3 separate regions of the Homo sapiens genome follow, and regions 2 and 3 are each linked to region 1. A link is a loop called in an ENCODE intact Hi-C map of the cell type or tissue named here. Cell type or tissue: heart left ventricle. All regions are shown on one strand.

Region 1 (8,000 bases):
AGTTAAGTTCCTATGGCATATTTCTGGTCACAACAACATCACCAAGTTTCTATATAAACACTCAAAACCCTTATAATACTAAAAATTGAAGTAAATAAAATAATTTGTATTCATTTATTTATCCATTTTCCAACCCTCTGATTCCAGGTCAGGGTCTTGGGTGGCCAGAGCCTGTCCTGGTGGCTCAGGGTGTGAGGGAGGAACGAACCCTGGACAACATGCCATTCAGTTGCAGGGTGCAGTCACATGCATACTCACACTCACTCAGACTGGGGTCATTTAGACATGCCAGTTAATCTAAAGTACACAACTTTGGGATGTGGAAGGAAACCAAAGTCCCAAGAGAAAACCCACCCAGGCCTGGGGAGAATAGGGAAACTCCACATTGACAGTGGCCCAGCCAGGATTTTCTTTTTTTCCTCATCAACATTATAACAAAACAATGTTGAACAAAATGATATCATATGAGGACCTGCTGTGTACAATTTGCAATTTGCTGCATTTTTTTGTGGCTAAGAATATGTGATAACTACTTTATGAAATACCATATCATTTCTCTTTATTATTAGTTCATAAATGAGCAAATAATTCTTATTCTTTAAATTCATCAAATAGTGTATCCAACAGAGTCCCTAGCAAGAACAAATGGCACACTCAAAAAGGGTGGCAGAAGAGAGTTTAGTAAAATCATTTACAAAAGTGTAAGCAGGGTTAAGGGAAACCGTCAGTAGTCAGTAAAGCACCCCAGGGTTGGCAAAAGTGGGAAGCCGTTACTGGTTCTGGCTGAAGGGGAAAGAGAGGGAACAGTTCCTAGAATATAGTGAGACCTGCAGCTGCAGAGAGAGTCATTCACTGGAAGCTGTGTTTTCAAATAAAATTATGTAGTCATCGCTAAGCTATGGCCCCTTCAGGGAGAGAGCTGGGGGAACAAAGACCTGAAGCTCTCTTTCCTCTTACCTTTCAAGTTCCCACTAGAACCCTTCACTGGCTGGACCCAACCAGAAGCCAGGGGGCAAGGAAGCAGTCCATAGAGTATCAGCTCCCTGAGCCCAGAACAGAGTAGAGAACAATGGAGAGTGAATCTGGAGGGACAAATCAAAAATATCTAGCACCAATAGTTTTCTGTTAGCTTTGCTTCTTCCCTCCACATTTGGTTAGCTCACTGGCCATTACCAGGGAGTTCTAATACCAAAATGTCCATAGTAGACAGCACTGCCTACACAAATAGAATTTGCAGCACTGCCTACACAAATAGAGCATTCAATGCTCTTCTAGGCTTACAGACAAGAAAGGAGTTGTAAGCACAGTAACTGGGAAGCTCTAATGATGCAAACATGATAGGGTGCACCACCACAACTAGTACTAACCTTTTTGTTTTGTTTTTTTTTTTTGCTTTGTTTTTTTGAGATAGTCTTGCTCTGTCACTCAAGCTGGAGTGCAGTGGTGCTATTATGGTTCACTGCAACCTCGACTTCCCAGGTTCACATGATCCTCCTGCCTCAGCCTCCACTGTAGCTGGGAACACAGGTGTGCACCACGAGGCCTGGCTTTTTTTTGTTTTTTTTAAAGTTTTTTTGTAGAGGCGCAGTCTCACTTTGTTGTCCAGGCTGGTCTCAAACTCCTTAGTTCAAACCATCCTCCCACCTCAGCCTGTCAAACCGCTGGGATTAAAGGTGTGAGTCGCCATGCCCATCCTGGTATTTTAATCTTTAAAGCATGATTTTGGAGCCAGATAATTTTTGGGATTGGATCCTTACTTCTGATCTTTGCTAGCCATATGAACTTGGGCTATCCAATATGGTAGCCACTAACCACATGTGGTTATTTAAATTTGTATTTATATAAACTAAAAGTAAATAAAAATTCACTTCATTTGCTCTTCCTACAAGTCAGGAGCTCAATAACTTACGTGGCTAAGTGGTTACCATATTGGGCAGTACAGATATAGAACTGTTCCAGCATTGTAGAGAGTTTTATTGGACAGTGCTGGGCTTAATGCTTAAACTCTCTGAACTCATCATACAATAGCACTTAACTGGTGAGCTTATCTGAGGATTGAATAACTTACTATACATAAAGTTCTTAGCAAACTGCAGGTCACAGAGTAGGTGCTCAGTAAATGGTAGCCATAGAACTGACAACAGTAACAACAAAAGCAGCAACATAATTGTGACATATCATATCCCTGGGGATACTTTCAGCAATATTCTTACACAAGGCTTTCTGCCAAAGCTGTGGAGGCTTCCAGGCTTCAGCAATAATCACACAGCTGTTGCTGATGAGAACTCTGTGTCACTGAGCTCAGAGGCTCCTCATTATGAAAGCTCCTTGGCATTGCAGAGAACTGACTAGCAGGCCTCCATCTTGCAAGTGTGGTCCTGCACGTCTCTTGAAAACACTGCTCCAGGCCGGGCGCAGTGGCTCACACTTGTAATCCCAGCACTTTGGGAGGCTGAGGCAGATGGATCACCTGAGGTCAGAAGTTCAAAACCAGCCTGGCTAAAATGGCGAAACCCCATCTCTACTGAAAATACAAAAATTAGCCAGGCATGGTGGCACACGCCTGTGCTCTCAGCTACTTGGGAGGCTGAGGCAGGAGAATCGCATGAACTTGGGAGGTGGAGGTTGCAGTGAGCTTACATCACGCCACTGCACCCAAGCCTGGGCAACAGAGTGAGGGTCTATCTCAAAAAAAGAAAAAAAGAAAGAAAAACACTGCTCTGTCCCAAGACATTTTTCCATAATCTTTTGAATATGATACGATTCCTGTTTTTTTCTGGTGGCTTGAAATGGCATGCTCTGTCAACATATTCTTTTCACAGAAGCTGATTTTGTTTCATTTTTCTTTGTGTCTGCAAACAGAATATGGTTTTAATCTCCCACAGGACTTGTAATTATCATCTTAAGCTTCTAAGTAACCATACTATTGCATCTCTATATCATGTCAAGTAACCAGTTTGATTCATGTTTTAATGGAAATTGTTTAGTTATCATGTAGTCAAATTTACAGAATATATTAGTGATTTGGGGACATAGGTTTTAGAATCTCTAGAATGAATCCCCTATTCCTTAAGTGGAATGAGAAAACCATTGGTCAGCCACCAAATATAACTCATTTCTTCCACTTTTCTCTATTTCCATTATTCCATCTCCATATTCCAAATCACCATTATTTTTCTTCTCATAATCAATTTTCCACCCTGCTTAAAACATCCAATGCCTTCCTGATGCTCTTAGAAAAGAATCCAAATGCCTGTCCATGAGCTTTTATTTTCTTCAGAGAACTTACGTCTAGCTGTAATTATTTATCTGCTCTCCTGTTTATTTTCAGTTTCCCCTCCTGCCACTGTTCCTGCAGATTTCAGCTCCATGGGAGCAGGAATCTTGTTTCCTCACTGAACATTATGTTCTCAGCTCCTGGAAAAGTGCCTGTTACAGAGCAGAAGCTTTCAAAAGGCTTCAAGGCCATCTTCAGGCAGGATGTAAAGAGTAAGCTGCAAGCTTTTAATTTACAACCTAGTACCATGTTTACTGCATTCCGATGTTTTTCTCCCAAAGCCCAATAAATGGTTTTTAACTTTGTTATGTTTGTGCCATAACCACTCCGAGTGGTCTAGTGAATCCTATGAATTCCTTTTCTAAATAATGTTTAAATGCATAAAATTTTGTAAAAACAGGATGACAAAAGAAGGCAACTGCTCAGGTACAGCTATCAAAATACTTAAAAATTTCAGAGCTTCTTTATCACTGTGTTGAAGAACAAGCTCTAGCGGAGGGCCTAAAACCACTGTTATTTTCAGACTACAGCAGTTCATAAACAATATTTTGAGATGTCTGTAACAATTGTAATAAGATATAAATAAATCTGTGATTTCTGCTGGTGACAAAGTCACAGGTACAGCTGCCACTTCTGGGGCTTGTTGCCTTTCTTCTTAGTTAAAGAAACTGACAAATTTCAATTAGAGGTTAATAAAAATGCAGATGTAATTTTTTTTTCATCCACATTGATAGATCTCTTGGATTCTATGCATAGACCTTGGTGGTTCCCTGGGTCTCAGGTGAAGGGACTTGAACTGAATGTGAGAGAATGTGTGTTCAGGTGTGCATTTCTGTGCATCGTGGCTATAAGCGCATTCTCAGCCATGGTGCTCACCTTGGATATTGTCTGCCACCTCAAAAATGATCCAAGACCTTTTTTAGTTACTGGTGTCATTTATTCATTTGTATTTCAAATACTGGGAAAGAAACACAAAAAAAGCTCACTTATGATTCCATCATTAAAAAAATATATAAACCAGGTGAGAATCACCTCTTTCTAACCACCTTACCTCCTAAAGATCATCACTGTTAAGAACTGATGAATATAATGCATGATTTAAAAAGCAAAATAGATGTGTGTGAATGTGTGTGTGTGTGCACCCGCGCATCAAACATATATCTACAAGAATGAAGTGATATTGAACAAATTCATTTACTCTTGGCTTTTTGTCACTTAATATATGTTAGACTTGTTTCCAGATTACATTTTATTTTTTTAATGACTGCTTGATATTCTTTTGTATGATGCACCACAATTTATTGATATTTTCTAGTAAGTGCTTTTATTTGCCACCACACATAATGCTACAATGAGCATCCTGTATGCATGCTTTTCTGTATCCTTGCTAGTATTGTACAAAATAGATTCCTAGATGTGGAATAGTTAGGTCAAGGAGTATGTTTACTTAAGATTTTAATATAGATTACAAATTACTGAAACAAAAAGGTATTTAATTTACATTTCAATAAGAATATCTATTTCCTAACTCTCCTACCAAAACTGGAGATATATACAATTATCCACCCATCAAATTGGCTAATACATATTTTAAAAATATATAACATATATATTTAAAATATAGTATATTTAAATCTATTTGCCACTATATAACATACATTTATATTTTATATATTAACTATATAAATATTTAATTATAATTATAAATATTTAAATTTAGTATATATTCATATTTTATATATTAAGAATCAAATATATGTAAATACATATTCCCTTTTTTTTTTTTTTTTGAGATGGAGTCTTACATTGTCACCCAGGCAGGAGTCCAGTGGTGTGATCTCAGCTCACTGCAACCTCCACCTTTCAGGTTCAAGCAATTCTCCTGCGTCAGCCTGCTGAGCAGGCTGAGTAGCTAGGGTTACAGGTGCCTGCCACCACACCCGGCTAATTTTTGTATTTCTAGTAGAGATGGGGTTTCACCATCTTGGCCAGGCTAGTCTTGAACTCCTGACCTTATGATCCACTCGCCTCGGCCTCCCAAAGTGCTGGGATTACAGGCGTGAGCCACTGTGCCCGGCCATATTTGCCAGGTTGATGGGTGAAACTGTTAGCTTACTACTTGAATTAATTTACTTTCCCCTGATAACTAGTGAAATTGGTAATTTCTTCATTACTTTATTGATCATTTATATTTCCTTTTCTGAGAATTGCCTCTGAATTTATAGTATTCATTAGTATTTATACCTGATATTAATCTTTAACATATTAATTAGTATATGTTATTTTTATATAGAAGATGACAACCCTTTATCAGTAGAGGATGTTACAAGCACTTTTTCCTAGTCTGTCTTTCTCCTTCGTGTGTGTGTGTGTGTGTGTGTGTGTGTGTGTTTTCAAAAACAGGTGGTCTCAATTATCCAAGGAGAACTGATACAAGAATTCTATTTTAAGTAAGTCTGCTTTTAAAATGGACCAAAATGTCATAATAAATCTATTTTTCAATGCATTTACTCTTTACCTTGTAAAATAAAATGGAAAACAAGGAATTAAGTTGATTTTGTCTTATATTAAGTTTAATTCTAAAACTTAGTTAATTGTTAAAACATGCAAATGCAACTATTTTAGTTTGACAATGAATAAGATATAGATCAAATTTGTATTGCAGCACTTTAAAAAGACTGACACAATATAAATGCTTTCCCAGTATAATCATTGCTACATGTTTTGCAATAATATGAGAGGGCTTTATTCTTTTGTCTAAGGTCCCGTATAGCAGTTGTTAACTGTCTGATCATTTGTTGGTGACTTTGTCAATGATAAAAACAATTCTCCACGATCACTGCTATCAACTTGGTGACATCCTGAGATATTTATGAGAATTGTAACCTCACAAGTAAAACTTATATGAAATTTAAATTGCATTGTTTATTCACTATTTCCAACATTAGACCATCATTAATTCATTAACACAATGAGTTAAAATAGGTATTAATCACAGAAGTAGAGGGCTTAATATTTATTAGTGAGCATTTTTATATTATGACCACTTAGACTTCTGCTGAAACTAAAGGATCTTCAGTAATGAATATTCGGAAAACTGCAACCCTTAGAGTAAAATCTATTCTTTTATAATTTTTTTTCCCATTGTGTCTTCTGGTGTCCCTGCCATGCTTAGTTTTTTTCCAGCCTGGTGATAATATTTTCATATTTATTTTTTCCAATAGTTTTATTGTTCTGCTCTTTATAATTAGATATTTACTTAATCTGGGATTAATCCGTGAAATATATTAGGTTGGTGCAAAAGTTTTTGTGGTTTTTGCCATCACTTCAATGGCAAAAATCGTAATTACTTTTGCACCAACTAATAGTTCTCTAATCTTGTTAGAGGATTTTTATTAGAAGACTTTTGTTTGTTCATCCAAAGAATAACTTATATTACCAACATGCCTCAGTCCTTTGGATTTTATAGACCAGCAAAGTTTAAGTACTTGTAGAGCTGACATACAGTTGTCAGTCTTTAATTTATCCACCTAGGGGCTTCAAAACGAAAATATTTCCATCTACTAACCCCATCATTTTACACAAATGACACCAAAAAGTAAAATCTTAGAATAAAACAATTCAGATTTATTAAAACTTCACTGTTTTAATCTTATCTCTCCTCTTTCACGGTAGATGGGTGAGAATCTGATCACAGAGCCAAACTAGTGTGGGGGCCAGTATTTGGGATCAGCTGCTTTAAATAATAACCAAACTCTCCCATGTCAATTAAATGCACACTCACTCATCCATAGCCAGGGAGTCCATTTCAACCCCTGCATCTTAGAGCAGAGAGATCCCCAACCAGAGTGGAGCGTCTGTTCTTATACATGGTAATGGCAATACTCCATCTTCTTTCACGTTGTAAAGATTCTGAAGCTCTTGAGCATGGTCACTTAACTGGAAGAAATGAAAAGCTGAAATGGATAGGACTTGCCAAGAATCACGAAGACACTTTCAATAGAAAGCACCTAACACTGAGCACAGTTCACAAAACCCAATTATGAACAATTGGTTGTGCTGAATGAGGTCAGTTGCACCATGATCTGATGAGATGAGTAGGTCATTAGATTGTCTAGTTGCTCAAATAAAGGCATCGGGTGAAAAGTTGCCATAAGAATCAGGTATTCTTAGTATTTATTGTTGTGCATATATTGTTGGATGACACATTGTTGAAAATTTGTATTTGGTGGTTTGTTTTTCTGTTCCTCCATTCACATTTACATAAATTATTTCACCCATACCCAGGAAGATTACATTAATACCATAATGAGATTTGAATGTCAGTGGACGTGTTCCTTTGTTTATCCCTGTGTCTGGCTGTGTAAGCTACTTATTTATATGGTAGTTCTCAATAGCACTTGTACTGCTATCATTTCATTCATCTCAAGTTCTGTGTTATCCAAATAAAAATGAATCTCCACAGGCATCAGTTTGGGATTGTTGCCTTTGAAATATAATAGTAAACGGGCTGTCTCAGCATCTGTGGAGCTTAGCTCATTCCATCACTTTCCAGAATTATAATTCCCCGATTGGAGTCTCAGAAATGTAGTGATGGGAGAAAACGGCTATGAGAAAAGAGACAACTGATCAGAGAATTCAGAGTGCTAGAAGATGAATTTTTATGTCTTTGCACTTTTTCTTTTCTCTGGACAGGTGTATTTTGCAGAAAAGTCATGTTTTT
Region 2 (8,000 bases), 860 kb before region 1:
GAGATTCTCTATGGGACCATAAATTAATCAGATTGAAAAGATGGCAACCCAGAAACACAATAAATTGTTCTATGGCATAGTAAGGCACCCTCCACATTCTTATTTTCAATGGCACAATAAGACACATACACACACACCTGACAAAGAATGAATAATTTTGGAAAAAGCTGCCATGTTTTCAGTTTAATCTAAAGACAGAGAGAGAAAGAGGAGGAGGAGGAGGATCCTATATTCACTCCTAACTGCAAGTTTGGAAGAGGTATGAGGAATTTGGGAGTGAGGCAAAGAGGCCACAATGTAAGGGAGAATTGAAATACAACTCGAAAGCCTGGCATCCATGAGGTGAGAGGAGAGCAGGAGATGCCAGAGTTACCCATTACTGACTTGGCTTACTTTACAGAACACAGGAAACTGTTGCTTCTAAGAAAATATCTATTTCATCATAAAAGAATTACAGCTCTTTTGTACATATGAATTTAGCCTGTTTTAATTTTGCCTGGCATTTTGGCTTTGCAAATCTTTAGGTATGAGTGCTAAAGTGTTATTCCAACCATTTCACTCTTTCCCAGTGAATGTTAGAACAATCACCTTTCGGTTAATAAACATGCAGTTTTTTACAACTACTATCACAAGTAACAGTTTAGTGTGTAGAAAGAATCAATGGTAAATTTTGGTGTTTCCAGTAGCTCAATATCTCATTTATCCTTTAGGTATCTGGCAAGCTGTCTTTCCCTTTTCTGGTCACCACTCCTCTGGGGATGTAGCCAAGTACAAAATTGCACATTTCTCCTCCCACAAGTGTCTCAGCTCCCACAGAAAACAAAATCTACATCAAGCATGTTTAAGATGATCTACATGTGAAGTAGAAAGGTTAACACACAAGAGGAGTAACAGACTCATTTATTTATTTATTTTTACCTTCAAGGAGTTTAAATACAAACACAGAGAGAAAACTGAAAATAAGCATGATTCTAGAATTTGTATTATTGTTATATATATATTTTTTAAGTAGATAAGCATAAAACTAAGGAATTGCTCAGATGACCAAGTCTGGAGCAAAAACATCTGACACAGGAAAGTGAGAAAATAAAATGGGGGCCTTGAGTAGAAAAATTTCAATGGGTTAATTTCTGCTGGCGTTCAACATGTTATGCCATAGCAAACAAATAAGAATCATGCTGGGTCTCAATTTATCAGATTCCTTTAATTTACTAAGACTGCATATTAAACTAAATTGTTAGCAGCTGGTTGACTACCTCAACCTAACTCAACTCCTGGGAGCAATTACAGAGCTTCTCAAAATCTGTCCCTGTGTGCATCAAATTGATGTTGGAAAGAAAAAGATACCTCTTTCTAAAGTACTTTATTTCAGCCTTTCAAATTCACCTTCTGAAACCTAGGTGACATTCCTTCTAAACACTGTATACGGTATTGCTTAAGACAAGGAAAGTTTTCCCCCAAAACTATTTGTGCTCCCTTCACTCTGGTAGAATTTTTGGTAAGTTCTTTGGCCTATGCCCACCATATACTAGGCCGCCCTTGCTCACAGAAGGCCACAGCAAACCCCTTCTGCAAGCCCACGATGGAATCGTAAATCTTTACAACTTATTGAAGTCTTCCAGATTTTTAAATATGCCCATGATCCAGACTTTTTGCTTGCATGTTTAAATGGTTGCCTGATGGCTTGCAACAAGAAGTAGAAAGGCATTTTTCTTAAAATAAGCAAACAACCATGGCAAATGAGGTCATATTCCCAAGCTTGAATAATAAATATTGCTAAAATCTACAACCTGAAACATATTTTAAGAATTAGACATAGATTTGGGTTTTTTCTTTCTTTTTCAGGAAGGGGTCTCCCTTGCTGCCAATAAAAATTGCTTTGTGTTGTAAAATTTGGGTTCAGCTTGTCTCCTCCTTATATAAGCCCAGTTGAATAGACTGCTGAGGGAAAATCAAAGTTTAAGAGCCTGGCTTTTCCCGTTTGGCAACTTTCATTTCCTGATAATATCGGATAATTAACAAATTGTGTGTTTTAATGCCCTGTCTCTTGAAGCGCATTTGGGAAAAATACTTCTTGTGCCCTCTGAGTAATGGCTTAAATGGAAGAACATGCTCAAAAGAATGCTTTTTCTCAATGCATGAAACACACTCAGCATTTATTATTTTAATTGCTACACATCATGTGTATACTCGTTCGTGTAATTATATACATATTTAAAGGGCAAGAGGAAAAGATTATTTTAGGACTCTATAATTCATTATGAGCAAGGCATTGAAAATTTCTAACTCAAGATGAAAATTCATAAAAATTCTTTGGCAAAAACACCTTAGTATTCTCAATACGGTAACTGACTTTTTTTTTTTTGCGTTATGAAATAACTAGATACTACCGTGCGTTGCTTTTGGATAAAAGGGGAATGCTGTTTCTTAGCCTTTCTGTCTCTTTACTAAATGGATAATTCAGGACTGGGAAATGCAGCTCTAAGTTTGTTGTTTACGAAAAACACATGCTAATGTAACAGCGTATGAGGAATTAAAGAGAAAATGTCAAACGCGCCTTGACATCCAAAATGCATTTAGCTGTTGGCTTTTACTACAGGGCCTTTCACTCTCCAGCCGACCCCCTCCAAGACCAAGTGTTTTTGCGTGTTGGGCTAAAAATAGCCAGCCAAGCCTAACAACTAGCTTCTGATTGGCTCAGAGCAAAGGCCACTCAGCCAATAAGAGCTTCTGGGAACAAAAGCAATTCTTTTGTGTGAGATACTCAACCCACGTCAAAACAGCTTCAGGCTGTAGAAATGATTTTGGTTGAGCTTTAACAAGGTAATAATGCATTTCAGCCCTCTGAAAGGTTTGAAGCGGAACAAAGGGAGTAGTGAAATCTACAAAACAAATGGAGCGCTCAAGGCTTTCATGGGATGAATCATCCGGGTGCCTGAGCTACAAACAGTTGCAAGCTCAGAAAAGAAAAAGCGCTAGGATTTTCTTTCTTTCTTCCTGAGATTTTAACTTATTTTTCAAGCGAAAAACAAAACAAAACAAAAACAAAAAACTAACGAAAAGCCATCAAAGGCGTTGTATCTTGACTATGCCCAAATTTGTTATTATGCTTATTTGATGATGAATAAAAAGCAATTCTTCCACGGTTCCCTTAAATCTCACAAAGAGAAAACAAATGTATGTGTAGTAGATAGTAGGTAGTAAAGCTCCCGAAACTTTGGGCTTTCGTTTTTGGGCACCAAAAGCAGCCCATGTTTTCAGAGTAAAGGCAGGTCTTGATTAATGCTGTGATAGTTCTCAAGGTAAGCAAATTACAGCAGCACTTGATTGGAGAAAAGCATTGAAGTTTTGGAGGTTTTGGCCACTTTCAAGGCATTGTGCCTCTAGGGGTCGCTGTTGGACAGCGGACGAACCTCTTCAGGGCATCCTTCCCCCTTTAATAGTCACTAAAAGAAGAAGCTTAGTAGGCGCCTTTCAGGTAGAACAAAAGGGAGTGGGGAGTCAGTGTTTGAGACCCTTGAGCATGGTTTATGGTCATCACTATGGGACAAAGCATCCCATAACAATGCAGATTACTTTATATGGAAATGAAATGCCATAAAGGACAAAATGTTGCTACAGTAACCACTGAAAATGTTACATAACACATAGGAGCTCATAGGCCATTTCATGGCCTTAAACTGGCTTTATTGTATGGAAAATAATTAAAAGATGATGTGGTGCTTTATAGGCTTCCTTTTTAGGAAACAGAAGGACCCACACTTTAACCTCTCACATAGGAAACCTGTATAGGTTACCAAGTCCTGAAGTTGGCAGAGAAATACAGGTCACAAACAGACTGTTCCCATGTTCTCCTCCCAGAAAACTATGGATTCAATGTAACTTTTTCCCTTGAATATAGCTTTTATGATAAACAATTAGTAAATGAATCCTTAATTAAGCTTTATTCCTGGTGTGGCACAACAAGACCTAAGAAAATCAAACATCTCAGTAAAACTGAAACATATTTTTATTATCTGATTGGTTATAATCAAGAAGCAATATTTCTGTAACAGTTACCTGTCTAAGGAAATGCATAATCTGTCATAAAATATTGCATTCATCAATTATTGGCCCCAGCTGCATTTATGAGCCTATAATCTTTTGCCATAAAACATGGATGTTGGGGAGAGGGGCTGTAGAGAGGAGTATCATATTCATTAACCAATACTACAGAAACTAAAAGTGGTAGTAGACCCTTTTTTTTCTATTGCATTCAGTTTATAATAGTTTCCTTTGACAATAATAATTATAATAATAAAAGAAAAAGAAAAATCCACCTAGGAATTGTATTCCTAAACAACGAAATCTCCAGATGACTACGGATATGTAGTTTTCAACATGCAATATCTGGAAAGAATGTGGGTTCTGTTTCTTTGCAGTAATTCTGTGTGTTTTATAGTCTTTGCTTTATCATCCTGGCCTAGAGCCAGTTAAAGAAATTCATCACCAAATGTGCAACAACCCATGAGAGGGAGTCCAGCATTGAGTTTGGAAATAGAATGAGGTGATTGTAGAGGAAGAGGCCGAGGCTGTCAGTGATGTATTTCCCTATCTCCCTGAGCCTGTCAGCTATTGAGTTGCTCAAGTCCCAGCCCTGACACCTAGCTGCCCCTGTGCCACCATCAGGATGCCCAGTGAGAGAAGAAGAGATGGGGAAATGGAAAGAAATCATCCTGTCCCACCTGCCCATGCAGTAAAGAAGACAAGGAAGAATTTGTAGAAGCCAGGGGTGGAGAGTCTTCCCCCAGAGGAGAGAGGCTCATTGGTCATAGGCCCTAGGGCAGTGGAACCACAGCCCTGGTCCTCAGATGAATGTGGGAGAAGGCAGGATGACTCCAGAGTTGAATATTAGATGTCAGGAGCCCGCAGAAGTGAGAGATGGCTACCAGGAGATGGGACCACAGCTGGGTTCGTTCCAAACATGACCAAAGATTCCCACCTGAGACTGGTACACAAGCACTTGAGAACTGCCAGATGTCAAGGGGATCTTCTGGATAGTGAAAAAATCAGAAGTGACCATGTTAGCCAGAACATCAGCTTCTTCCCTATTTTCATGAAGATTTAAGGCTCCCAGTCTCTGGTGCTATTTTGAAAAGGCTAGAGGAATTCTTGGCAATATGGTAGAATTGAGTCTTGGAGTTAAAACTACGTTAGATTAAGATAAATAATACAAAAGCCATTTCTAACATATCTGAGATTTGCATTATACAAAAGACCATAGTTTATATTTTCTAACAACTGTGTTATTTATCACTGCATTCGTTCCTCAGTACAATCCTATAATGGAATTAGGACAGGTGTCCTGATCCATTTATGCCTAGTGTTCCATTATTGGAACGCTAAGCATCTGGGAGTTATTTATATCCTGCTGCTCAAGGTCATCACCAAGATCTGATTGCAAAAATTCAAAAAATTGCAGCTTCAGGCACAAATGGGTTAATTAGCATTAACAAAGCAAGCCCTTCTGACTTTTATGTTATTCTTCACAAAACTCTCTGGGATTTGTCATTATTATATTAAGTAAACATTTTGAAGTTTTGTAAACACTAAGTTGAGGGACTTGGCAAAGATCATTCAGGCTCTGTCTTCTGTGCTGAAACAAAATTGATAATTGAGATACTTTTCTGAGTAATTTTATTATGAAATCCTCCTCTTATCAGAAATACCTGCATCATGTTTCATTGCTAATTTTGGAAACAGAACAACAGACCTTTGAGAGAGCACTGGCTTGGAAACTAGATTTTGAGATTAACTGTTATGTAAGGACTTAGGATTTTGCTAGTTACAGGTGCCAGGGAGAAATTGGTCATAGCTAGGAAGCTAAAAAATGGAAGCCAAGCTATATAAAAGACAAGATCCCGTAGCCATGCACTAGGTAAAGGGTATGGTCATGAGGACTGGAAGCCCAGTAATTCCAAAATTAGGTGGAAGTGATTTTACAAAAAAGTCTATAATTGTGACGGTATGGATAGACAAGAAATCAAGAATCCTGAGTAGCACAGCTAGAACTGGAAATGGTAAGTAGCAAATTTATAAAGTCTAGAAAGTTAGCAGCAAATCTTGGTTATGAATGGCCTAAGTCATATGAAATCCAGATCCTCACAAAGGGAACTGAAGCACCAAAATGGAGGAGGAGTCAATATTGAGGAAATAACTACTTCCTAGGAACCTAGTGTAGAAGTGCAAACAGCTGTGGATTCTCAGTTCTAGATCAGGAATCATAAGTGAGGGGCACTCCTACCATTGTCCTTTCATTCACATTTGTCAGCCACCAGGCATCACCAGTGAAACACAGCACCCTTTTCTGTGACATCTGGAAGCGGCCTTAATATCTTTCTCAATACAGTGACCCAAGAAACCACAGGAAATCAATTGGAATTACAGTTTTGGGTGTATATTAAGCAAACAACTTAATGTAGCCTATAGGAGAATTAGAGTCACAGTTCTATAGAGTAGGGTGACTATACGTCGCACATGTCCCAGAATGTTTTTTGTTTACATCTCTTGTTACAACATAATTAATAGCACCCCATTCACTCTCAAAGGTGTCCCAAGTATGGACTATAAATTATATTGTCCTTCTGTTTATGGGGAAAATAGTCAGACATCCAAGCCCTACTTCTGACTGACCATGTAATCTTAAGGCTATGTAAAACCACTGAATCAAGTTACTGAAGAAAACAGATACCCTGTATATTTGGTACCATGGAGATCACATTTGTTTTATGCATATGCATGATCTGTTTATGGATTATGGGTCTCAAATTCCCTTCTAAGAGAAATGAATACCTACATTCAAAACTAAAAGGGAGTGATCAGTGACATAAAAAATACTCAATGTGTTTTGTGATCCTTGAGATCAGAGGCTATGAAATGAAGTAAAGAATATTTTACTTAATATTGTTATATACATTGCAAGAAACATTACTTCAAGTTTGCTAATGTATTTGTTCTCTCAACAAACAATTACAGAATGCCTGTGATAAAAGAGCAAATGTGTGGGATAGGTACTGCCATTCCCAGTTTCCTACTCCCATAGCCGACATCGCTAATTGATCATGGAACTCTTTCCCTCTCAGAACAGGCTACACATCAGAATCCTTCTCCACAAGTCTTCTTGGCACCCACACCATTAAACAGAACTTATACTTGAGTTGAGCTCAAGTTTCTGTCCATCCCCAGCCCTGCCCTTCTGTCAGGTCCTGTACTAAATGGTAGAAGTACTGAAAAGCAATCAAATTATGATTGCTTTTGAGAGGCCTCTGGTCTACTGGAGGAGACAGACAAGCACATGCTTCATTGCAGGGATAGGACTAGGGGATGCTTGTGCACCAGGTGCCAGTATCATCGTTGTCTGCTGATGATGGACCTATATGCAAAACACTAGAAGGATTTTAGGTGAGCCTTTGTGCAGTCTAATGAAAGCTTGACAGATAAAAGATACTTACGTTGGAATTTGAAGAGCAGTTAAGGATCAGATCAAGAAGTAAGAGAGTCCAAAACAGAAGAAACAGCATACGCACAACCATTGTGAAATAAAGTGAGAGTAAAATCAGGTGGGGCATGGGAGTGGTGGCAGTGGGGGAGGCATGCTGGTGCAGAAAGGCTTGATTTTAGGGATTAATGTGAAATACAAATTAGAGGTATGTCCACATTGAAAGCAAATCAGTAGGAGTAAGACATTCACCAGTTATTTGCCTACGTGTAAAATTGTTTTGATGAAGTATTTTTTTAAAATTAATTAAGCTGTAAAGAATTCATTACATCAACCCCTCCCCTCCCCTCATTTGGCTTAATGTAGCTACAGATGCAGGTTCCAATATTTCTTGTGCAGTCTTTTACTTATTTCTCCTCAAACTCCTTTCTTAAATTAAGGGCAAACAGCCTTGTCTTCCCTGATACATCGGTCAGGTTTTTAGGTTTATTTGTTCTTTTATGTTTCTTATACTACAGCCATA
Region 3 (8,000 bases), 430 kb before region 1:
ACAACATAAGATTACAACTAAAAGAACTAGAGAACCAAGAGCAAACAAATCCCAAAGCTAGAAGACAAGAACTAACCCAAATCAGAGCTGAACCAAAGGAAATGTAGACATAAAAAAAAAAAAAAATTCAAAAGGTCAACAAATCCAGAAGCTGGCTTTTTGAAAAAAATTAATAAAATAGATACACCACTAGCTAGACAAATAAGTAAGAAAAGAGAGAAGATTCAAGTAAACACAATCAGAAATGATAACAAGGATATCACCACTGACCGCACAGAAATACATACAACTGTCAGAGAACACTAAAGATACCTCTATGCACATAAACCAGAAAATCTAGAAGAAATGGACACATACACTCTCCCAAGACTGAACTAGAGGAAGTTGAATCCCTGAATAGGCCAGTAATAACAAGTTCTGAAATTGAGGCAGTTAATAAATAGCCTACCAACCAAAAAAAAAAAAAAGCCCAGGACAGACAAGGCAGATTCACAACTGAATTCTACCAGAGGTACAAAGAAGAGTCGATGTCATTTCCTACTGAAATTATTCCAAAAAATTGAAAAGGAGGGAATCCTTCCTAACTCATTCTATGAGGCCAGCATCACCCTGATACCAAAACCTGGCAGACATACAACAGAAAAATAAAACTTCAGGCCAATATCCTTGATGAAGATCAATGCAAAAATCCTCAACAAAATACTGGCAAACTAAATCCAGCAGCACATCAAAAAGCTTATTCACCAGGATCAAGTAGGCTTCATCCCCAAGATGCAAATTTGGTTCAACATACACAAATCAGTAAATGTGATTCATCACGTAAACTGAACTAAAGACAAAAACCACATGATTATCTCCATAGATTCAGAAAAGACCTTCAATGAAATCCAACATCCCTTCATGTTAAAAACTCTCAGTAAACCAGGTATTGAAGGAATATACTTCAAAATAATAAGAACTGTATATGGCAAACCCACAGCCAACATCATATTGAATAGGCAAAAGCTGGAAGCATTTCCCTTGAAAACCAGCATAAGACAAGGAAGCCTTCTCTCACCACTGCTATTCAACATAGTATTGGAAGTTCTGGTCAGGGCAATCAGGGAGAAGAAAGAAATAAAGTGTATTCAAATAGGAAGAGAGGAAGTCAAACAATCTTTGTTTGCAGGTGACATGATCCTATATCTAGAGAACCCCATAATTTCAGCCCAAAAGCTTCTTAAGCTAATAAACAACTTCAGCAAAGTCTCAGGATACTAAATCAATGTGCAAAAATCACCAGCATTCCTACATACTAATAACAGGCAAGCCGAGAGCCACATCATGAATGAACTCCCATTCACAATTGCCACAAAAAGAATAAAATACCTAGGAATAGAGCTAACAAGGGAAGTGAAGGACCCCTTCAAGGTGAACTACAAACCACTGCTCAAAGAAATCAGAGATGACAAAAACAAATGACAAAACATTCCATGCTCATGGATAGGAAGAATTAATATCATGAAAATGGCCATAGTGCCCAAAGCAATTTATAGATTCAATGCTAATCCCATTAAACCACCATTGACATTCTTTACAGAATTAGAAAAAAAAAACTCTTTTAAAATTTATATGGAACCAAAAAAGAGCCTGTATAGCCAAAACAATCCTAAGCAAAAAGAACACAGCTGCAGGCATCACACTACTTGACTTCAAACTATGCTACAGGGTTACAGTAACCAAAACAGCATGGTACTGGTACAAAAACAGACACATAGACAAATGGAACAGAATAGAGAACTCAGAAATAAGACTGCACACCTACAAGCATCTTATCTTCAACAAACCTGACAAAAACAAGCAATGAGGAAAGGATTCCCTATTTAATACATGGTGCTGGGATAACTGGCTAACCATATGCAGAAAATTGAAACTGGACCCCCTCCTTATACCATGTACAAAAATCAACTTGGGATGTATTAAAGGCTTAAATGTAAAACCCAAAACTATAAAAACCCTAGAAGAAAACCTGTGCAATACCATTCAGGACACAGGCATGGGCAAAGATTTTATGATGAAGATGCCAAAAGCAATTGCAACAAAAGCAAAAATTGGAAAATGGAATCTAATCAAACTAAAGAGCTTCTGCACAGTAATAAAAAAAATCATCATCAGAGTAAACAGAAAACCTACAGAATGGGCAAAAATTTTTGCAATCTGTCCATCTGAGAAAGGTCTAATATCCAGTGTCTATAAGGAACACTTAAATTAACAAGCAGTAAACAAACAACCCCATTAAAAAGTGGGCAAAGGACATGAACAGACATTTCTCAAAAGAAAACATACATGCAGTCAACAAACATGAAAAAAGCTCAACATTACTAATTATTAAAGAAATGCAAATCAAAACCACAGTGAGATACCATCTCACACCAGTCAGATGACTATTATTTAAAAGTCAAAAACAACAGATGGTAGCGAGGTTGTGGAGAGAAAGGAACACTTTGACACTGTTGGTGGGAGTGTAAATTAGTTCAACCATTGTGGAAGACAATGTGACTATTCCTCAAGACATATGGGCAGAAATACCATTTGACCCAGCAATCCCATTACTGGTTATATACCCAAAGGAATATAAATCTATTATAAAGACACATGCACACAGATATTCATTGCAGCACTATTCACAATAGCAAAGACATGGAATCAACCTAAATGCCCATAAATGATAGACTGGATTTAAAAAAATGTGGTATGTATACACCATGGAACACTATGCAGCCATAAACAGGAACAAGATCATGTCGTTTTCAGGGACATAGTTGGAGCTGGATGCCATTATCCTTAACAAACTAAAGCAGGAACAAAAAATAAAATACTGCATGTTCTCACTTGTAAGTGGGAGCTGAATGATGAAAACACATGGACACATGGAGGGTAACACACTCTGGGGCCTGTCAGAGGGTAGTGGGTGGGAGGATGGAGAGCATCCAGAAGAATAGCAAATGGATGCTGGGCTTAATACCTTGGTGATGGGATAATCTATGCAGCAAACTACCATGGCACATGTTTACCTTGTAACAAACCTGCACATCCTGCACACGTACCCCTGAACTTAAAAGTTGAAAAAAAATCTTAAAAAAGTAGAAACTCTTTTGTGCCTTGCTGTTTCACTACCCTGGGACTAAAGAAAGTGAAACTGTAGGCTTCTGTGATCCGACTTGCCTCTAGGACAGTGGTTCTTGACCTGAGCACCATAACAGTCCAACTTGGAGATGTGCAGAAAGTAAAACCATACAGCTGAGTAGGGGAGAGCCCAAGCTAAGAAGGCAAACCCCAATTTTATCTCGTAATGGCTGTTTTCCTTTGAGCAAATTTCCTGGGCTTTGGGTGAAAAATGAAAATAATAACAATGCTTCTCTCATAGCACTATTGTAACAATTAAATGAGATCATAAACACAAAGCACCTAACTCAGCCAATATAACTCCCACTGTTAATTTGTACTCAAAATCAGTAAAGAACCCAGGTTGCAAATATGTGTGTGTGCACTCATATATAATTGATTTATTTTAGACACATTATCCCTATGGCAGCATGACTGTTACTTTTCTGCTATGGTCCAAATAACTACTTCATAATTCATTTATTTTGTCAACTTTAATTTTTTTCAAAGTGGACCACTTTTCTCTAAGCTTGTCATCTACAAATTATGGGTGCTTTTAAGACAGATTACACATGTTTTTTTCTATTCTTAGCTCCTCTTGTCATCTGCACTCCAATGTGTAGTAGAATAGATTGTCTATTGTAGGCTTTCTGTAAAATATTTTCAAATGAATAAATAGCTACAAATTTAAATTTTGAAAAAAATGTAATGAAAATTTTTTATCAAAAGATAAAATGTGTTCATTTGTCTCCAAATATTTTAAGTTGAGCATACCTTAACTGAAATATCTATGTCACATTTTCCTTCTTAGGGAGCAATTGATGAGAGAGTTTCTATTTCATAAAATTGTTTAACAGTCAGGAGGATGCTGAAGGACTGACAGCTCACTTATTATGATTTCCTATTTTTTAAAATAGGAAACTAAAATCCAAATTGACCTAGAGAGTTGGCTTACCAAAGACTCAAGTCATGTTCATCAGGTTTCTGTACCAGGCTGCATTTAATCAAAATCTCTTGCTAGCTACAGAGCTACAGCCAAGATCATGGTTAATCTAACAGCTTCTAATGGATTTAAGAGTATTTGTGTTTATTGAGAAAGAAGTACATTAGCATTCACTCCATCATACCCTCTCAAAATCTCTTCCCCTCCTTTCAAAAGTACACACACACACACACACACACTTTTTACACGCTCAGCTAAGAGCCGCTTGTAAAATCCATCTGGCCACCAGGGGGCCACCAAGAGAATGAAAAACCAGAACAAACTCCTGCCTAAGAGATCCCCCTTATTTTGTCAAGAAAACAATTGTGTGGATTACTAGAATATAAAAAATATTGTCTTCCAGAAACTGGAATCTTTGTTTAAATGACAGCACTATAGCTGCTTAATGTCATTCTGCCGGTAAAATATAGTGTAGCCCACGAATTTAGATTCAATACATTTTCATTCACTAACTGAATTCAAATCGTCATTTTCTTTCAACAGTAACTGGATATTCTACAATTTTAAGAAATTACTATTCATTTTTATTAGATAAATTGTACTGGGGATAGTTTTTTTAAAGTTCTTAGCTTTTAGAAATATATTTTAACTATTTATTTATTCATAGGTTTGTGGCCTAGGAGCAATAAGCTATACCATATAGTCTAGGTGTGTAGTAGATAGACCATGTAGGTTTGTGTAAGTACAATCTGTGTTGTTCACCCAATGATGAAATCACCTAACAACACATTTCTCGGAACATATCCTTGTCATTAACATATCACCTTATGACTGCATTATAAGAATTTGGGGACATTAAAAATTATATAGAAATGAATGTATGTACACATAGCTACACTTATTTCCCCCAAGGTAGAATATTGTCGTGTTGGACCACTGCTGAAATAAGTGCTTTACATGCAAACTACAGGCAGATTCCTTCTTTCCTCCAAGTGCATCTGTGCCTTAAGGACTTCGAGTAGTGACTGTCAAACAGTATCCTGCCTCAGGGGATATCTGGCAATGTTTGGCAACATATTTGGTTGCTACAACTTGGAAGGAGGGTGCTGTTGGCATCTAGTGGGTAGAGGCCAGGGGTACTGCTAAACAATGTGCAGCACAACCTCCAAACACAGAATTATCCTGCTCAAATTATCAGTAGTACCAAGGTTGAGGAAGCCTGTCTTAGAGTCACATTATCTTAGATCTGGAAGGAGCCTTAGTTCCATACAATACCTTCATACTTGAGATCAGAAGGCAAGAAAGGTTTCTTTTTTTTTTTTCTCAATAAGTATAGAGTCCAACATTTCTGATACTGAATTAGGCCTGAGTCCCTGAAAATCCTGTTAAAAATAGCTCAAGGTAAATGTGTTTTCGTCAGATTTATATTTTGTGGTATATAGTGCTCTCAACTGAGAAGATTCCAAACTCAAAGATACCAGTGTGGTTAATTTTGGCCTCTCCCTTGTACAAAGTAAGTGCTCAGGAAAGTTGTTGAATCAAATCCAGGTAGTACTCACTACAATAAGAAACTTGATTTTTTTCCTCCAACAATTTGGATCAAAATTCATTGTCCGAATTTGATATGTTGAAAGAGATTGTTTTGGGGGGAAGATTTATGAATGTTCATGGTCATCTTTAAACATGGGAAATCAATTTAAAGATCCATTTTCAGCACTTTTAAGTTGTCTTCTCCCAGTATCATTCAAATCACATGGAGTCTCCATAGAGTTATAGAGTGGGATGGAGATAGCAAGGCTAACCTACATTAGGTAATGTTAAAGAAATAAACATATCTAAACATACCAACATGATAACATAACAAGGACATATAATTTCAATATATTAGTGATTTATATAGGCACTTCAAATGGTCTTGAAATAGAAAATCAAGCCCAAAACATCCCCAGTAGATGTATGGATCTGAGCATAGAAGTTCTAACAACTATCCACATCACAAAAACAGAGGTGACCGGCCATTACATGCCCCTTGTTGGAGGAACACATCACTTCCTTTGTATTTCTCCCCATCTCCCCAAAAAGAACTGGAACATTATCAAGCTATGTAACTACCGATTTACAAGAAACCCAGACTACAGGACGTTCTGTGGATCAAATGACCTATGTTCTACAACTAACAAATTGCAAAAAAGTTTGCAAAGAAATGAAGATGAGGAAGGATGTTTAGATGAAAGAGACTTAAATGACACATTAATCAAAAGCAGAGCCAGGCATGTAGCTCAAGCTTGTAATCCCAGTGACTCAGAAGGCTGAGGTGGGAGGATCACTTGAGGCCATGAGTTGGAGACCAGCTTGGGCAACATAGCAAGAACCGCCCCCCACATACTCTAAAATAAATAAATGAAAGCAGGCAAAACTAATCTTTAATGTTTAAAGGTGCACATTTGGGTGATAAAACTGTAAAGAAATGAAAGAAAATGATTAAAGTACAAAATAATAATGTCTTTTATGAAGGAAAAAGAGTGCCTTGATTGAGATAGGATACCTGAAGGATCGCTTGGTTCACAATCAAAAGTCTCTCTCTTCATCAGAGAGATATAGATGTTTAATAATTCACTAAGCTCACACTTTTTTTGCAGTTTCCTGTATATTTTATAATAAATGATACTCTAAATTTTACAATAAATATTTTATTAAAATTATATTTTATTATAAATAACTGTTTTACAAAAGCAAATGACTTCTGGTCTAACATTTACTCACATATCCCAGGTGATCTCACAGACTTGAGGGAATCACATACAAAAGTTCTACACAGTGCCCGCAGTGCCACAGAGTGGGCATTGCCCACCAATATTGGCATGATATAAGCAGAGTTTGAGTTAAATGTTCTTAAACCATACTTTTAACACAAACTTTTTCCTCATATTTGCAGTCTCTTAGTACTTTAACTGACACCAGCTGGGAAAAAAAATGACTTTCTAATATAAAAGGTAGTAGGTGTTCCCATAATTGTAGTGCTTAATTACTATTTCTACAACAGTTTACTACTATTGAAAACTCATATCTCTAATCCATCATGTATAATGATAAGTACGCATGTTTAGCAAAATTACATTAGCATTTCATTAAATATACAGAGTAAAATGGGTGACATTTCAAAAGCCCTAATGACTTGTCGTTTGCTGAAATTGTTGAAGCCAGCAACCCTGATCGCTTTGCTCATTTGTAGCCCAGTCTCGACTATCCATGGGTAGATTATCCATAGGAGACATTACATCAAAATTCACATTAACAGTCATCCTTTTGGTCTACAGATGTGAGTCCAGAAGGACACTTTAGAAAACATTTGTTCCGGTGCCTAATTTCACAGATGAGGACAGCAAAACTTGGAGAGGTTAAATGACTTGCCCAACGTCAATCACCTGATAAATGGTAAAATGATGGAACTAGAACCCAGGTTTGTTTAATGCCAGGACAGCATTTTTTCCATCAGCACCATTTGATCATTTGAATAATATATATACTTTATTATTTTTCAAGTCTTATAGAATTTAACCTGTTTCTAGGAAGTTTACCACACGTGTTACTTGTGATCCAGAAATAACTACCACCACCACTACTATGTAGAGAAACCTTGTGTTTGTGCTTCAGTGTAAAAATACACAGTCTCTAGCACAGCTCTCTCCCATTTTAAAGCTTTGATTCTATGGAATTTATTTTGCAATTCTATAAGTTGTAGATAACTGATAGCAGTGCAAAAATAAGTCTTGTCTCTAGACATTTAAGTTCTCTACAGTGGCCGTTCAATTGTTTCCCCATCTCCACTATGGAAGAAATCAGTTTTGCCTCCATTTTTACATCCATGTTAATATTCCAAATCTATAAATGTGTCTATTCTTAGGATTCTCTT

What was found. Peaks named below come from ENCODE experiments on the same cell type or tissue, not always from the same donor. Only the 100,000 strongest peaks of a DNase experiment are listed, where the experiment ranks them.
Region 2: a loop joins it to region 1, with 6 times the contacts of the local background. A loop is called at or near these places in 6 of 110 quality-filtered maps.
Region 3: a loop joins it to region 1, with 5 times the contacts of the local background. A loop is called at or near these places in 17 of 110 quality-filtered maps.

What each region holds. Positions count from the first base shown.
Region 1 is chr12:92,240,814-92,248,813 of GRCh38, forward strand. No RefSeq gene overlaps it. Among named protein-coding and RNA genes, the nearest start is that of BTG1-DT, 99 kb to the left of the region's middle. In heart left ventricle, a CTCF peak has its summit at 3,469; no DNase peak of the experiment used is centred here; H3K27ac peaks cover 1,291 bases.
Region 2 is chr12:91,378,825-91,386,824 of GRCh38, forward strand. The region is part of intron 4 of LOC105369896 (a long non-coding RNA gene); the gene reads right to left. Among named protein-coding and RNA genes, the nearest start is that of LINC02823, 56 kb to the left of the region's middle. RefSeq lists enhancers at 2,068-2,901, 2,902-3,733. In heart left ventricle, a CTCF peak has its summit at 3,387 (motif pointing right); a DNase peak (open chromatin) is centred at 3,377; H3K4me3 peaks cover 1,131 bases; H3K27ac peaks cover 992 bases.
Region 3 is chr12:91,807,522-91,815,521 of GRCh38, forward strand. No RefSeq gene overlaps it. Among named protein-coding and RNA genes, the nearest start is that of LINC02404, 64 kb to the right of the region's middle. In heart left ventricle, a CTCF peak has its summit at 4,375 (motif pointing right); a DNase peak (open chromatin) is centred at 4,380.